2 separate regions of the Homo sapiens genome follow, and region 1 is linked to region 2. The links are chromatin loops, found by intact Hi-C in ENCODE. Cell type or tissue: PC-9. All regions are shown on one strand. Region 1 overlaps RAI1 (retinoic acid induced 1). Region 2 overlaps TOM1L2 (target of myb1 like 2 membrane trafficking protein).

Region 1 (2,500 bases), 130 kb after region 2:
CTGGCCGCCAGGCACCCCAAGTGCAGGGTCAGGCTGACCCGGTTCAGGCTGGTCCCGACACCCTATGTGTGTGGCCCCTCTGCTCCCACGTCCTCACCTCTAGGAGGGCTACCAAGGGCTGGGTGGGTATGAGAAGCATACCAGGCTGGCACCATGCCTGATGCTCTGGCAGTTCCCAGCTCCTGCAGAGCCTGCCTCCTTGGGCATCGCCTGCCCTGCTTCCTAGAAAGGGCTCTCTCTCGGCCACTCAGGGACTCTAGCCCAAGGTCCCAGGCTGCGAGTGGGCCCGAAGTAAGGCCCCTGTGGCTGGGACACCCACAGAAGAGTGACACCGGCAAAGCTTCTCTGCCTCTCCGCCCCGTGCCACACTTGGAAAGGCCTCCTCCAGCCTACCCTCCTGGGCCAACAAAGTCTCATCTTGTGCCTCGGTCCCCCAGTCTGGTGACAGCACCTCATATGACACCTCAGCCCTGGCAGGGCCTCACTGGCCTAGACTTGGGCAGGGGAGCTCCCCTCTGGGAGCCCCAGCTTTGCCGTCCCTGCCCCACTTGTATTGCAGGATGGTCACAGTGATCACTGGGCAGCAGCATTGAAGCCAGGAGGCTGCACTAGTGGCCCCAGGTCTAAATCTGGTCGTAGGGGTGCTGCTGAATTAGGTGACAACATATACAGACCAGGAAGTGTCATGTCAACATCTAATCCTGTTCCTGAGACAGTGGGCAACAGGCGCCATGGGCTGCATCCCCATGGGCTGCCCTGGCAGAGCTGAGCTACCGCGCCCCATGAGGGCCAGGCAGCCACCACAACCCCATCAGCACTGCCTGCCCGGCCCTGCGGGGCCTAGGGGTGGGTGGCCTCTGCATTATGCAAACATGAGTTCATCTTCTGATCACTCCTCCAAGTAACAGTTTGCATTTTAATCAGGGCCTTCCATGCTCTGACCTCGGCAGTGACTAACGGAAGCATTTCAGGCCCTGGGAAGGGCAGGAAGGGGATATTTAGGAGGAAGGCAGATACCAACATCACAAAAACTGTTCTCCTGAAAGGTGGCATCTTGCAGGGATGACCCAGCGCAGGCAGGGTCTCTCTGCCTGCTTCAGTGCAAAGGGCTTTTTGTGGAATGAGTGAACATCTGCCTGCCTCTCTCCCAGTTCTGCCTTGGGGAACAGGTGGATGCTGACTTCCTGTTCTGCCCGCCCCTCTGATGCCTCGTGATACTGTTTCTGGCTCCTGCTAAGATGTGGGACCAGGTTCAGCAAATCTCACTAGGACCTACCCCAGCAGAAACATCTCTCCCTTCTCCCACTCTACCTTTGCTAACATAGCCTCAGGTGGGTCCAGTGAGCATCTTTGCCCCCTAGAGGCTCATGCTGAGATGACAGTCACCTGAGCCCCAGACTGTCTCCTAGAAAGCACTGAAATGTGACAGTGTGTGTCCCTCCCCAGAAGCCAGCAAACCCAAGGCCTGTGGCAACACACAAGTGCCCTGAACGGATGGACAGTTGCACAAATGCACAAATGGGCCTCTGTGTGCGTTCCAGGGCTGCCAGGCACTTGAACAAACTTGACCTGGTTTTCCTTACTCTCTTGTCAGTCCTCTCCGGAAAAAGCTATCATCCCCATTATACAAAGGGGAAACTGAGGCTCAGAGAAGCAGAAAAAGCCCCCACTCGTGGCCAGCGATCTCACTTGCTTCTGGGTGTGGCCAAGCCACAGTGGGTCTCCTCCTCTCGGAGAAGCTGGGCTCAGGGAACACAGAGGTGGCACATGGGTGGATGGGAGTGGGCAGAGGTATGGCAGCAGGCAGGTCCCACAAATGCTGAGATCTGCCACGCTTGTGAACCCCGCAACACCTGATGCTGGGGTGGAGGTGGAGGGTCGTCTGGTTTATTGTTACCACTACTCTTTTCTACCACCGTAGTCCTTACAAGGCTTACAGCAGACAGATAACCAGGCAAGGCCCAGCGTGACCAGGCCCAGACTCCTTCCAGAAAAGACATGGCACAGGTACCCAGCAGTGTGGATACAGTGTCTTGAGCCTCACGGGGCACCTGTGGCTGGTCTGCTGTGGAACCATGAGCCAGTGTTGGGGAGGAGCAAGGTGGGGCGAGGCAGGCCTTGCCCAGGTTGGCAAAGGTGACCTGAGTCAGCCCAAGGCTGCTCCAGGCTAGTGAGTCACCCAGCTCCCCACGTGAATGGACATCACAGCCGCCCAGCCCTGTGCTGCTCGGACCTCAGCAAGGAACCACCTCAGGGGCGCCATGGAGAAGTTCTTGTCATGGTAGGCCCCAGCCTCCCAGGGGTCCTGCAGAGGTAGGGGCTCATGGTGGGAATCTGGGGGCAGCTAGGAGCTATGAAGGGCATCTGGGCCTCGGGGTCAGAGGACTGGGTCCAATCTGGGGCTCCCAACTCCTGGCTGCATGACCTCAAGCATGTCACTTCTCTGTAAAACTGGAACCACAAGCGCTGACTTGCAGGATCTGTGCAAACAACAAGCTCA
Region 2 (2,500 bases):
GGGGCAGGGACACCCTGGGGGAGAGACCCACGGGGGACACCCCGTGGAACCCAGGTAGTGCCTCATTGAGTCTTCACCTCACCCCGTGAGATGAGGCCACACATGAGCTTCCCAATCCACCCAAGAGAAAACAGTCCCAGGCAGGTGGGAGACAGGCTGAGACACCCAGAGAGCAGACAGCAAGCTGGGGTTCCAATCCTAGGATTAGTGTCCATTTCCAGAACCCCTGCTGTTCCTACCACAGTGGCCCCAAGTTCTCCAGGCACAAGTCTCCTATGGTCACCTGTTACAGTGCCACAGGGTGGTCAGTGCTCTGATAAAACCATGGCCTGCACCAGGAAGGACAATGCTGACCCGAGCCACATCTCTGATGGCCATTTGTCACTGGCCTAGCAGAGCAGTACCAACCCCATTAGAAGGCACTCGAGAGCCAGGGTTTGTTTACAGAGCTGGTGCAGTTGGGTGGTGGCTGGGAGGGTGTCCTGTGGCGGTGAGGGGGTGCGGCACAGTGAAGTGGAGGGAATGGTATGTGTTTGGGCCTCCCCAAACATAACCATGCTTTCTGTACAATTTCGGATTACTGAAGGGGAAAGAATGTGTGTCTTAATGCTTCTCATGAGATTTTTGTTTTTGCCTAACAAAGAAATGTGTATGAATGCACGTCTGTTTGCAGGGGCAGGGAGGAGGAGGGTCCTTGGAATAGCTGCCGACAACAGCTGGAACTCCTGTCTGGGTCCCCCAGCTGGGCTAGAGAGGGCAGTGATCATCTGTCCACTGGACAGGAAGGTTTGCAAAGGGCTGTTTGCTTACTGGGTCCCAATTTTTAGCCTTCTGAAGCCCCTGTCCAATGGGCCCAGGCAGGCAGCAGTGCTGGTTTCCACGGGATGCTCCTTCTTGGGGGAAGGGACTCACTCCCTCATCCATGCTGGTCTTCACCTGGTGGATCTGAGGGCATGCATCCCTCTGCACTGGTCACCAGAGGGCGCAGAAGAGCCAGCTGGCTGCCTTGGGTCCTCAGTGCCGTGCCTTTCCACAGGAGTGGGCAGTGCCACCTGAACCCCTGAGACTGGGACACTCAAAATCAATGCAGTGCTCATGGCTCTGATTCTCCCATTACTTAGAATGTCCTCCCACCTGCCCCAGCGTGGGCATTAGAGAGCCCAGCCAGGGGCCTACCAGGATACTGCCTGGTGAGGACATCCCCTCCTCGTGGCCAACCCTGGCCTGCACTGGGAGCAGCCCTGTTGTGCCCCTATGAGGCTGACCTCATTTGTCCCTCACTCTGGGTCCAGGACCTGCCTTGTCCATGCCAGGGTGTGTCCTGCTGCACCCCTGCCATTATCAGCGCCCAGGCCTGGGTCTGAGCCCAGGAGATGTGAGTGACTTCCCGCCCTTCACCCTTTGTGTGTGTGGCTTGGACTAGCTCCCTGTTTTCAAAGGTCCTGATGACTCCAGCAGGTTTTCCACCCAGCAGTAGGCAGATTGCTTTTTTTGAGATGGAGTCTCGCTCTGGCGCCCAGGTTGGGGTGCAGTGGCGCGATCTTGGCTCACTGCAGCTTTCCTCTCCCAGGTTCAAGCGATTGTCCTGCCTCAGCCTCCTGAGTAGCTGGTATTACAGGTGCCCACCACCACAGCCGGCTAATTTTTGTGTTTTTACTAGAGACAGGGTTTCACTATATTGGCCAGGTCGGTCTCGAACTCCTGACCTCAGGCACTCTGCCCGTCTTGGCCTCCCAAAGTGCCGGGATTACAGATGTGAGCCACCATGCCCGGCCATCAGATTGCTTTTCATGTTTGCTGCTCCATGGGGCAATGCCATGGCCACAGCCTTAGCGATACAGGGCAGCAGAGCATGTGGGCTGTGTGTGTCTGTGTGTGTCTACACATATTCTTGCCCACCTGCAGCATTTCAGGTTACCTTGTCCCATCCCAAGCCATGCTGACCTCGAAATGAAAACGAGGCCAAGGGAGAAATTAAGAACACAATAAAAAAGGGGAAGGCTGGGCACAGTGGCTCATGCCTGTAATCTCAGCACTTTGGGAGGCCGAGGCGGGCGGATCACGTGAGGTCGGAAGTTCGAGACCAGCCTGACCAACATGGAGAAACCCCATCTCTACTAAAAATACAAAATTAGCTGGGCATGGTGGCACATGCCTGTAATCCCAGCTACTCAGGAGGCTGGGGTAGGAGAATCGCTTGAACCCAAAGGCGGACGTTGCAGTGAGCCGACATCATGCCATTGCACTCGGGCCTGGGCAAGAAGAGTGAAACTCCGTCTCAAAAATAAATAAAATAAAATGAATGGGAGAAAATCGTGTAGCCGCACCTCTACAAATCAAATCCAACCAAGTCAGTCAAGAAAAGGTCATCCCAGGGCTGGGCGCAGTGGCTCACGCCTGTAATCCCAGCACTTTGGGAGGCCGAGGTGGGAGTTCAAGAACAGCCTGGCCAAGATGGTGAAACCCTGTCTCTAATAAAAATGCAAAAATTAGGGCCGGG

What was found. Hi-C counts contacts between places; a loop is a spot of excess contacts. Peaks named below come from ENCODE experiments on the same cell type or tissue, not always from the same donor. Only the 100,000 strongest peaks of a DNase experiment are listed, where the experiment ranks them.
Region 1: a loop joins it to region 2, with 4 times the contacts of the local background. A loop is called at or near these places in 14 of 110 quality-filtered maps.

What each region holds. Positions count from the first base shown.
Region 1 is chr17:17,728,708-17,731,207 of GRCh38, reverse strand. The region is part of intron 2 of RAI1 (retinoic acid induced 1); the gene reads right to left. Among named protein-coding and RNA genes, the nearest start is that of RAI1-AS1, 36 kb to the left of the region's middle. RefSeq lists silencers at 1,257-1,316, 1,346-1,544, 1,259-1,553. In PC-9, CTCF peaks have their summits at 1,151 and 1,350 (motif pointing left); DNase peaks (open chromatin) are centred at 1,367, 2,167 and 2,467; H3K4me3 peaks cover 913 bases; H3K27ac peaks cover 842 bases.
Region 2 is chr17:17,858,874-17,861,373 of GRCh38, reverse strand. The region is part of intron 12 of TOM1L2 (target of myb1 like 2 membrane trafficking protein); the gene reads left to right. Among named protein-coding and RNA genes, the nearest start is that of SREBF1, 23 kb to the right of the region's middle. RefSeq lists enhancers at 1,226-1,275, 2,049-2,500. In PC-9, CTCF peaks have their summits at 786 and 985 (motif pointing right); a DNase peak (open chromatin) is centred at 949.